2 separate regions of the Mus musculus genome follow, and region 1 is linked to region 2. The links are chromatin contacts, found by Hi-C or POLR2A ChIA-PET in ENCODE. All regions are on one chromosome and are shown on one strand. The core of a region is the stretch at or near the end of the contact, and the rest is flanking DNA. Distances in the headings are between cores, read along the strand shown. Region 1 holds the start of Asah1 (N-acylsphingosine amidohydrolase 1). Region 2 holds the start of Pcm1 (pericentriolar material 1).

What was found. A loop is a pair of places that touch in the nucleus more often than their neighbours do. ChIA-PET counts read pairs that join two places held with the same protein, here RNA polymerase II (POLR2A).
Region 1: a loop to region 2 is called in a map of left cerebral cortex, with 11 times the contacts of the local background. The contact joins the promoter of Asah1 here to the promoter of Pcm1 in region 2. A Hi-C loop is called at or near these places in 1 of 37 maps with a recorded cell type or tissue (left cerebral cortex). POLR2A ChIA-PET finds 5 or more read pairs at or near these places in 1 of 5 experiments (embryonic stem cell).

Annotation. Positions count from the first base shown.
Region 1 is chr8:41,371,617-41,378,179 of GRCm38, forward strand. Asah1 (N-acylsphingosine amidohydrolase 1) reads right to left here and starts at 3,081. Exons shown (of 14, transcript NM_019734.3): 1 at 2,894-3,081. The coding sequence starts at 2,968.
Region 2 is chr8:41,236,453-41,242,143 of GRCm38, forward strand. Pcm1 (pericentriolar material 1) reads left to right here and starts at 3,307. Exons shown (of 38, transcript NM_023662.3): 1 at 3,307-3,511.

The DNA of each region.
Region 1 (6,563 bases), core at 1,831-4,330, 130 kb after region 2:
AAACGAAATAACTCATTTGTCATTTGAAGCTTGTCCTTATCCACACCTATCAAAGGTCATTTTGAAATATATTTGGTTACCACAGGCTACACTACAATAAAAAGTTTAGTTTATTATTCATATAATGATTCAAACTAAAAAAAAAAAACCAAAAAACAATCAAACAAACAAGTCAACAAAACCCCCCAAAATAACTGTCTTCCATTCTGTCAGAAAACAAGGTCCCCAGGCTTCCAGGCAGCTCTTAAAGGGCCTTTTGAAAACTGGGTCCCATGCCGGGTGTGGTGGCACAAGCCTTTAATCCCAGCACTCGGGAGGCAGAGGCAGGCGGATTTCTGAGTTCGAGGCCAGCCTGGTCTACAAAGTGAGGTCCAGGACAGCCAGGGCTGCACAGAGAAACCCTGTCTCGAAAAAAAAAAAAAAAAAAAAAAGAAAACTGGGTCCCAATATCTTCAAGAGAGTGAAAATTTTAACAGTGCCTCCACTCAAAAAGGGTCCCAATTTTTATTTTGTAAGTGAAGATTTTAAAACAAAATAAATCCTCTCCATGTAACACCTGACTTTGTCATTTTAATGAGAGAAAAGCTCAATAACAATAAAATGGCCATAAAACCAAAATATAAGGAAAGTTACTATTTTTGTTTAACTCTTATTTTTTTCTCATTTCAGTTAAGACCTGTGCAAACACTTTTCCAATCAGATTATCAGTAGACCGACTAGATTTTGATATCCACTGTTCCGAGTAAAAAATCATTAAATCAATTGAAGGGTTATTAATTTTTCATATTTTGAAAACAATGAAATATTTTGCTTGGGCTAGTGATATAACTATAAGAACCGTTTGCCAGCCAAGCAGTGGTGTTGCACGCCTTTAATCTCAGCACTTGGGAGGCAGAGGCAGGCGGATTTCTGAGTTTGAGGCCAGCCTAGTCTACAGAGTGAGTTCTAGGACAGCCAGGGCTACACAGAGAAACCCTGTCTTGAAAAAAAATCAGAAAAGAAAAAAAAAAAAAAAAGACCTTTTGCCCAGTATGTGTAAGGTCCTGGGTGAGCACTCTAGCACTGGGGGAAAAAAAACAAAAACAAAAACCAAAACCAAACAAACAACCCTCCCAAAAAAAAACCAAAACCAGATAAAGAAACAAACAACAAGATATCTTCATTTAAAAACAAAGTATTAAGAAAGAATAAAAGCAAACAAACACAAAAATAACAGCTCTAAGGACATGAAACTGCTCTGAGTTCATAGCTGCACATTAACACCTTACAGGCCTATAGGACCCCATGGACTTGTGTTCTGCTCTTGGACACAAAGAGGAATTAAGTACCGCAGAGACAAAGTGAGACAAAGCAAGCTTGTATCATGATTGTGTCTACACACTGATAAAGAGTTACACACTGTGTAACTCAGAACAGCATCTCTTGCTAAATCAAAGGATGCTCTGCTTCTACTCTCTACAACAAATCCTGGGTTACACTCAAATTCTCCAAGTATTTTGTTTAGAATTTGTTGTTACTTAACCCACGGTTGAAAAGGTCTATATCAGTCCCTCACATCAAACACTAGACCTAGTTTGCTCAACCATTATGTGTCCTTTGGTAATCTTTGGGCAAAAAGGCACAAGCTATCAAAATACTTAATTCTTCAACAATTCTTACAATCCCAACCAAGTTTGGTAAATCAATTCTTTATCTACACTAGAGCAAACGTTTTGCTCTTCCTTCAATCTTTTGTACATACTATGTGGGTTTTGGTCACTGAAATTACTCTGTATACCATTCTGCATTCTACTTTGTGTTGTGTGGTGTTTTTCAGACAAGGTTTCTCTGTGTCCATTGTTGTCCTAGAACATTCGCCTACCTCTATCTCCCAAGTGCTGGGATTTAAAGGCGTGTGCCACCCTCTGCCCTGATGTGCATTCTACTTTTATCTACTAAGTATCTATTCTAGTGGCTGGCTAATTTTCTCTCTCTCTCTCTCTCTCTCAAATTCAAAAAAGCATTTCTCCTTCTAGGAATAAAATTAAAAGAACTCCTGCTGCTCCCATTTCCAATGTCTTGCCTCTTTTCAAAATTCTTGTCATCTGGCACAGGTAAGGTGCATCCAGGTTCCTAGTTATCAAATCTGGCAACAAAACAGTCTTCAATTCTATAGCCTTTATAGAATCGATCTATGAAATGTCGCTGTCGGGCTTTGACCTAGAGGCTGAACTTAGAAATGTTTCTGGGAACAACGATGTGACCTCTGGCTACATTTTTCACTCCAGGGCTATACTTCCTCTTCTAGTAAATACAAGAATCATGTTAGTTCCTCACAGTCTCTTGCGGATATATAAAGTCTGTGGCATTGTGACTTGGTCGAGCAGCACCACGGTACAGACAGACATTCCATGCCTGGGCGTGAAGGCCACAGCCAGTACAGCCTTCTTAGGGGGGCGGGGTGGGGGTGGGTTCCCATCATCTGGGCTAAGACTGCATGTGACCCATAGCTTCCTGCGATGGTTTCTTCAGGAAAAAGCACTAGGTAACCAGGCAGAAAATACTACGGCCACCAGTCAATCGTTAGCTTTTTCTCTGGAGAGTTCCGCCTACAGTAGCTGGTAATCTCAAATATAAGATTGGAGAATGCGTGAATCCTACACAGTTGTTCTTGAAAGTTAGAACTTCCCTAAAATGTGTACTCGGTCCATACAGCAGCAAAGCCACTTAGCCCGGGGTTCACAAGCCACATTTGCACCCATACTCCGCGGGACCGAACCAGAGTTCCCCCGACGCCTCACGGAAGATACAGACCGCGAGCAGGTGTCCCTCACCCGCCCCGCCACAGCTGCGCCCACCTCCCCCTGAGCCCGCGCCTGCACCCCCATCTGTGCCTCGGCTGGAGCTCACCCACCGGCGGCACATCCTGTGCCTGGGCGCAGGTGACTGCCGCGGCTAGGACCCAGGTGAGAAGACTTTGGCCCCGCATCTTCCCAGCTGCAAGCGCCGCTCCGAGGGACTCTAGCAGCAGCTGCAGCAGGGACCACCTCCACCAGCAGCAGGCCGCACCCCAACGCGTGATCAGCGACCCTGGGCCACACCATGCACGGCAGGGGACACGCCAGAGATAGAGGCGCCGGGCCGAGTCCCTAGAGCGGAGTCCGCGCACAGGGCCGAGAGGGGCTGCGCCCCCAGCACGCCACGCAGTGGTTTCGTCCAGCCTTAGCCGCACCCCGGGGCGGGACTTCCAGTTTTCCTCTGGCCTTCACTCGTTTGGAGCGCGGGGGCCGGGGCAAGACGCTGGTGCTGGAGGATTTCTGAGGGCGGACGCCGACTGACTCGGGAGAGGTTGGCTCCTAGGCGTCGCGGTTCCTGAGCCCACCAAAGGGACAGAGTTTCAGAGCATAGCGTCAGACCTAGTTTGCCTTCTGGGGAAGGCTGGCTCCAAGTGAGTCACTCAATCCATCCATCCTGCCCGAGGGATCACAACCAGAGAGGACAAGTGTCAGGGTCAGAAGTTTCATCTCTCGGGTACTCTAGGTACTTAAGGCACTGCTAAATCCTAGGATTTAGATTTTAGTTTCTTGCTGTTATGTCCGGGGTTGGAGAGGTTGAAGGGGTGGGACCTTCATCGATGTATTTGTCGCCGCGTTACTCAACTCCTGTTTTCCTTTAGCTCGTGAGAAGCCAGTTGGTCCAGCGGACCTAAACCTAGGACAGGTACTTGGTACTTCATAGTCTACTTTGAAAAGCAGATAAAAGTGAAATACTTGCTTGGCTTTTACCTTGGACAAGGCTCTCCATAATAGGATGAGTTATCTAGAATCCAACAGGAAAAAAATGCCTCTAGATTTACATTTTCTGCTTCGACGACAGGCATCTCAAGAAGTTTGGAGGCTTTTAAAAAAATGCTTCTATAAAACTCACTCAGGACCATTAAAATCCTATTTTAATTCTCACCCCCGACTCCTGTGCTGGGGATCCGAGTATTTTTCCTTTTTGGTGTAAAAAACACCTAAATTTGGAGGCAAATGATAAATAAGTTGGCTTTTGTTTGTTTGTTTTTTGTTTGTTTGTTTTTGAGGAAGTTTAGATGTTGATACACAACACAGGATTAAGAAACACTTAGAGGGCCGGGCGGTGGTGGCGCGTGCCTTTAATCTCAGCACTTGGGAGGCAGAGACAGGCGGATTTCTGAGTTCAAGGCCAGCCTGGTCTACAAATTGAGTTCCAGGACAGCCAAGACTATACAGAGAAACCCTGTCTCAAAAAAAAAAAAAAAACAACAACAACAACAACAAAACAAAACAAAAAAAAACAAACAAACAAAAAAAGAAATCTTACTTAGGTAAGCAAGATTGGAAAATACTTACTTTTTGAAGGGGGACACTGAGGACTGTTTTAGACAGCAACCTGAGGCAGAAAGCTGTCTTCAGTCACTGACTCTGGCGTTTCAAACCTGCCTAGACAAGATAGCAAGATTTCATCTCCAAAATAAAACAAAACAGAATATATCAGGTCTCTGATGCAGAGTTTGAGGAAGCAACAAAAAGGCACAAAGTTCTTCCCTTATGAAACTTACTAGATGGGAAATAGCAAACACCAGGCATGTGAGGTTCATCTGTAAAATAGCAAGCAAAAGCTGTAAATGTTGGGGGATGGGGGGAGGTCGGGCAAGGAGTAGAAGAATGTAGAAGCTAGGAAGGGGATTGGAATTTTTAACATGCAGGCAGGGAAGACATGATTGAAAAGAGGAGGTCTGAACAGTAAGTGGTAGAATTAGTCTGATGGATGCGCAGGAGGATGCGCATCCTGGAGGGAGACAGGGGCTCTGTAGTGCAAAGGTAGACTAGGGAGACTGTGACTGAACAAAAGCTTTGCACCATAAAGTGATACATGTTTCAAGTTATGCTTATTCTGGTGGAAAGATTACACTTTGCAGATTACACATCAAAGCACTAGGCTGTCCTGCATAACTATACATTTCATGCTTTATGTATACGTTAACACATCTTTAGCAAGTGAAATGCTACGACTCGGTTTTTTAAATTATAGTACTAAGTTTAGCTACTTTAAGACTTTCATGCTCATTTCTTCATGCTAACCAAAAACTGAGAAAATAATGTATATCCTTTTAAATGCTTTCAAAGTGAAAGCATTTTTAGGAGATAAAACAAAATAGTAACAAAAGACCAAGGACATTAGACAGAGACAAGATTGTTATTTTTTTTTAAAGTGTACACTATGTTCAGCTACACTAGAAAAGCCCATGTGGCAGCCTCTGAGGAATGAGGGAGAAATAAGTTAGGTCAGAGATAAAGGAAGCAAAGCAGATTAAAGACAAGAGCCACTGTAAGGACTGGGCCTTTCCTCTGGGAATATTTAGAATGCTGAATACATATGGTCAATGATGAACCTGCTGAATTTCTATGAAGCTTAAAGTAAGTCTATCAGAAGTAGAGTATCCCAATTTTACATATCTATTACCATATCAAATGGCTAATTGATTAATTCACCTAAGTTACTATTGAGAGCATTTTCAACATGTCACCAAACGTATCTTTTATTTATGAAATAGTATTTTGTAGTTAGTTGATCTAACAAACTTAGATGCTTTGTAAAGAAAGTTCACATGAATTGGCATGATAACCTTATAAACCATCTTCATATAAATAACTTTCAAAGCCTACTATACACGTTGATTCTTTTCTTTTCAGATAAATTAAAACTTAAATCTACTTTCTTAATAGTATATCATATTATGTATGTCTTGCCTCACCGCAATATGTGCGCGCACACACACACAAACACAGACACATAGCTTTTATTTTATTTTTTTTGAGTGTGCAGTGAACATAGGGCTTTGCAAATGCTACAAAAGTTCACATTAATGACTTCTATCCTAGCCCTCTCTTACATTTTGAGGCAAGGTCTCACTAGGTTGGACTAGAATTTACTCAGCCTTTCAAGTTGCTAATATTACAGGTGTCTAACCTTTTTAAAAATCTACTCAATTCCCAATGCTACAGAAAGTCAAATCAAGATGTGTGGTTATAGGAAACTTTATAGGGGTTTAAGCATACTGGTATATTTAGAGAGATGATATTTAAATGTATTTGTGAATGATTATGTGTATAGAAAAGGTGATTTAAACTCTTCAAAGATGTATCAAGTCTGAGGATTGGATAAGCTGTTTAGTATTTGAAAGTCAGTGTAAGTATTGAAATTGTTTATAGGGATAGCCGAAGTTCTTGACAAGCCATAGACTTCTGAATCGCCTATGGAAAGTTCCTATGTTCCCCAGGTGGAGCACTGATTTAAAAAATTGTAACCAATTACCCACCCTAAATGAATATAGCACATGCTCAGAAGTATGACTTGATTTAATAAAGATTAAGTACAACAGTTTGTAGTAGAAAGTAAGAAATATGGAGATAATATTTCAGTTTGAAAAATAAATGCCTTAACAGAATAATTTACCACATATAAGTGTATGTTTCTTAAAAAGTCTAGAGGAAGTGGGGATGTTTTACACACCTGTACCCTAAGTCTAGAGGAACTGGGGATGTTTTACACACCTGTAC
Region 2 (5,691 bases), core at 2,057-4,556:
TTCAGTCTAGAAGACAATGCCCATAATCCCCTGACACACAAAGGGTAGGGACAGGACGATTGTAAGTTTGAGGCCAGCCTGACAAAGAAGAAAGAATGGGAAAGGGAAAGAAAAATAAGAGCTCCAAACGATGACACCATTTCATACACTAGCAAGCCTTTGTTGCAAGGACCATGATATAGCTGTCTCTTGTGAGACTAGGCCGGAGCCTAGCAAACACAGAAGTGGATGCTCACAGTCAGCTATTGGATGGATCACAGGGCCCCCAATGGAGGAGCTAGAGAAAGTATCCAAGGAGCTAAAGGGATCTGCAACCCTATCGGTGGAACAATATTATGAACTAACCAGTACCCCAGAGCTCTTGACTCTAGCTGCATATGTATCAAAAGATGGCCTAGTCGGCCATCGCTGGAAAGAGAGGCCCATTGGTCAGGCAAACTTTATATGCCCCAGTACAGGGGAACCCCAGGGCCAAAAAATGGGAATGGGTGGGTAAGGGAGTGGGGGGGGTGTGTGGGGGACTTTTGGGATAGCATTGGAAATGTAATTGAGGAAAATACGTAATAAAAAAAAGAAAAAATATAAAGTAAAAAAAAAAAAATAAGAAAAATAAGAGCTGGGGACTTGCACATCGTCGCATTGCACAGGCCTAGGATGTGGAATGCACTAGTTTTCTCTCCAGAACTGCCAAAAAACCCAACCAAACAACAATACTTCTCCTAAAGTCTCTTTGTGTAGCTTTAATTTAATCCTATTTTTAATGATGGTTCTTAAATTCTTTAACTGTTCTTGTAGCCCACCACCCACAAGAGGTGGTAGAAAAGAGGTAGCAAAACACCATCCAACCGACTTTCTCAAGAACCCGTAAGTTTTTCACACATTCCCTGGAGAACAAAGTCCAATCTGTTCAGATTGGTAATAAGACTTTCTATACTTTGGACCCAACCTGTTGCTCAGTCTTACCTTGTTCAGCCTCCTCTGTGCCTCACCCCACATGAATCTCTACTTCCACCAGCCTGGTTTCTGTGCTGGCCAGTGCTAATTCGGAATGTACTATGTATTCCTGGCATAACCCATCTCCTTCCAATCAGCCTGCCATTCATACTCCTGAGTATTTCAACAAATATGTTCAATATGTCTCCTAAATGCCAAATATTGAAAATCAGTTCCCATATGTATTTTAATACCCAACCTCTTTGTTTCCCACATTTTTACAGATGGCTGTACCATATTTCATCTTCCATAGAAGTCCTAGAGCTACTATTATTTTTGAGATAATATAGCCCTACTCCCCCTGTCCCAACTACTAAAGTGCTTTCTGCCCATATCATTTATTTTGTCATAATCAGGTATTATTAATACCAAACTGATTCATTTCCTAAGGTATTGTATGTCTTTATATATACAAGCTACATTTTTGGAAGTCAGGATAATTTTACAGCATCTCAGGCTTCCCCCACTCCCCATATTTCCCTAAAAGACCAGTGATGCTTGAGGAAAGTTATTTAAAAATATGCAGTATTTTTATTCTTTGCAATTTTCATGTCACGTATTTTGATCATATTCACATACCTCAACTCTTTTTCATAGGTTCTCCAAGATTCACCCTGCACTTCTCCCAAAATGAAAGAGAATCATATCCTCTTAAAACACACACACACACACACACACACACAGAGACACACACACACACACACACACACACACACACACACACACACAGACAGAGAGACACAGAGAGTTCTGTGTAAGCAACTTAGTCACACACACACACACACACACACGAGAGAGAGAGAGAGAGAGAGAGGGAGAGAGAGAGAGAGAGAGAGAGATCTGTGTAGGCAACTTAGTGAGACTCAGATCCAAATGAAAAATAGAGGCCTAAAGATTATAGGTCAGTAGTAGAGTACTTGCCTAGCATGTCATGTCGAAAAGCCCTAGGTTCAATATCCACTACCCGGCTGGGTGTGTAGCTCAGTTGACAGAATGTTTGCCTAGCATGCATGAAACCCTGGGTTTGATTTCCAGCAGTGTACTGATTCATTTCCTTAAGGTATCGTATGTTTTTATGTATACAAGCTACATTGAGGTGGAATGCTACACTTCAGCATTCCACAAGCAGAAGGATCTGAAGTCAGAGATTTGAGGCCAGCCTGAGATACAAGAGACGTTGCCTCAGAAACAGGATAAAAACGAATACAGAAGGCTATGGACACAGTAGTAAATTGCCCTGGGCAGGAAGAGTTTAGTTGATAGGAACCGTGGTGCTCTGAGAGAGTTGTAGTATTTTGTTTTGTAAACAATTTGTTGGTAATTGTGTGGAGCAATTTATTGTGGAAAAACAGAAACCTATTCTTTCTCAATTACATTATTTTACATTTAAAAAAATCCTATTTTAGACATTTAGAAGCTGTCTAAAAACAGAATGTGTATGCATGCAACTAAAATCGACAGGTAGTCTTAACTTCGGAGCCTGGCATATTGAAAGCCTTGCAACTTAAAAAAAAAAAGTTTTGTTTTGTGCTGTTTTTATGACACTATTTATCCATTTATTAACCTTAACACAGCCGTTAGCAAGAATATAAATTAAACAGGATTTCAAAGACTATCCGTTCAGCGAAAATTTCACAAGATTAAACTCTGTTTACAACTACTTCTTTCTACCAACAAAGTAGCGGGACAGCGTTCCAAGTGGCAATGACCACTGACAATCTTATTTATGATTCTTCCACCGACTAAGCACACATGACATACTGATTTAATATCCTTGCTAAAATTAGGGGTTAGATTGTAAAGGCTCATCAGTATCCTTCGTGATAGGAAAGTGGGTAGGAATGCACTACAAGGGTTCCCAGTCTTCCGGTCTCCATCTGGAAGCTCATGCCTCCACAGAAAATTAGAAAGCGCCCGGAGACTTGCAGTGAGCTAAAGCACTTATAAACCCCACAGGCCTCAAGCCTTAAAAAACACAGCGGAGCCATCTGGCAGGCGCACAGCACACTGGGATTTGTAGTTCCGTTTCTTTTGGCTACCCAGTTGAGTGGGCATTCTGGGATGTGTAGTTCCCAGGTTGTTCGTCTGCACAAATCTTTTCCTGACTAGAGGGGCGGTACGTGACTCCACGGAAGGCCCGAGCGTCACGTGACTCAGGTCACCGCACGCCCGGAGTTCGCACTGCGGCTCCAGCCCCGGCGAGTTCTCGCCCCCGCGCAGCCGTTGCCGAGGAGACCGCGCTCGTCTCGCGGAGCGTTGCGCCCCCCCCCCCCTCTGCAGTTCCCCCGCCCCCCACTCTTCTCCCACCACAATGAGGTCCTAAGATGGCGGTGGCTGCGGCGGTTGGCGCCTAGTTAGCTAATGTAGAGAAGGCGGCCATTGGGGCTTTGGGCAGTCGAGGGGGATTTGTGGGCCTCCCTTCCGCGGTCTTGGAGGAAGAACCGCTGCCGGCGGCGGCTCCTGGAGGGGCGGCCGACCGCCACTCGGCCCTTGGCAGGAGGGGCGGCTTCGTTTCCAGGTAACGCGGCCCTGGGCCACCGCGGGCCGGAGCACAGGGTGGTTCGAGGCGGGCGCGGCGCTGGAAGCGGCCTGGGGCCACGCCTGCCCGTTTTAACTCTGAGGTCCCATGGCTGCGCGATCCTTCCCCACCCCCAGGCTGTCATCGGCTCCTCTCGGCGCCGACTGACACGCTAGCTCTGGCGAGCGTCTGGGACGACGCTGGCTGGCGCCTCCACGATCTTGGGGCGTCCCATGTGAGGACCGCTCGCCCGGTGCTGGAGATTTCACCCCCCTCCAGGGTGGAGGGGAAGGTTGCCTTGTAGTTCGGGGTGATGAGTTCCGAAAGAAACTGGCCTTGGCGGCCCGAGGCCCCGGGGACCGCCATCCCTCCCAGCCCACCCGCCGAATTCCATCCTGGGAGGGGTCCCGGGCGGCCCGGATCCTCCTGGGTGCAGAGAGTCTGTGGCCCGGGAGTTTTCTGCGGTCCCTTTTATTCTTGGAGCAGGAAGGCCCCTGGAGGCGTTCCTGACTCCTGCTAGTAGGTTCTTTTCGCTAAGAAAATGTTAATTTAATAATCCTTCTCCGCGCTCCTCCCACTGCCCCTTCTTCACCCCTTCGGGAAGATCCAGTTTCTTTACATCTAGAATGGGTGGTGGGGGGGCGAGGGGGAGACTGGGGATGGGTGGGTGGGAGGGAAGCGAGATGTCCAGTGGGATTCTGGCAGCCTGGCTTGCTTTGCAGAGACTGCTGTTAAGGATTAGGTGTTCGGCCCCCCTGTGGGGGCGTCTGCGTGAACCAACTTTTCCTCTCGCGCTAGCCTGGTCCAAACCCAAAACAAAACACAAAACGTTTTTTTCCTCCCCTTTCTTTCATGGCGGTATTAGGATTGGTGTGGGAACTACGGGTGACAGATCGTGCTTTGGCGCTTAGAAGAAGCGGGCTTTCTGGGTGCCCCTACCGCCTCCTACCCCCGCCCCATAACCGCTTTCCAGACCCCGCCTTCGGTGTTCTCTGGTTACTAGAGCCGGTGTTCAAGAGCTTTTTGTGCACCTGCTTCTGCCTTTTCCCTATCACCTTCCTGGTCAGGGCCACTGGCTGGCGTCGTTAATACCGAATTTCGCACTTGAAGGTACACCTCGGTAAATGTAGTTAAAAAAAAAAAAAGAATTCTCATGCCTAAAGCTTTTTTAAAAAATAAGAGAGTAACAAGTTCTTGAATAGTTTGAGTAACAGGGATTTAATGACTTAATCAGGAGAGTACATTTTCTTCAAGGGTCTTTAGATGGCAGCTGCGGGCTATTTTCATTATATTCCAAAGTGAGTGTTAACACCCAAAGCGTTTGGAAGGATCTTAGAGACTTGGGGTATCTAAACGTCTTTGTTAATGTAAATTGAGTTTAAAATTATTTATAAATTACATATTTTTAATTATCTGAAACGATAGGTCATAAATTTAGTGCTTTCTTTCTAAGTATAAAGTGTAAGAATTTACTGGGTTTTTAAAATTTTAATAAGCAGACAGTTGCTTTGAACCGTGGAACAGAAAGGTATTTCTGAAATGGGGAAAATTTGTTTTTGACACCTTAGTGTGTTAGTTTCATATGTATTAAAGTTGGGAACACTTTATACTGGGCTATGCTGTCTAAAAGCTGGTGCAGGGTTGAAGGGTCTATTTAGTAAGCACACACTTTGGGTGTGCAGCCTTCTGACCTGCCATTTTGGTGTATCTTCATCCTTTGAGAGCTGTGCCGCTCCTACTAGCTAAATAAGATGATTTATACAGTAGTACTTTCTGGGAGTCCCTTGTCTTTAATTTTTTTTTTTAAACTCATTTGAGTTTGAATTGTCATAAGACAATTATTTGGGTAGCTTCAATTTCCAAGTCCATTTCTCTCAAGTTATGGCCTTCCACATTCTTTATCTGGCTTTATCTTTCTTTCATGATCTTTTCTGCTTGCTTAAATTTGTTATACCAACAACTGACAGGCATTGATTTAGTTATCTGAAATTACTTCGAACGTTAGTAGCCTTGCCATATTGGGATGTAAGTTCAGTTAAAGTTAAAAGAAGTCATGAAGGCTGTCTAGAAGATAAATGGCTAGGGCTAGCTTATTGATCGAGTAGTTGCCTAGCATGTATTATTGTTCTGCATTTGCTCTCCAACACCAAATAAACAGAAATGATGGTGGATGCTTGTAA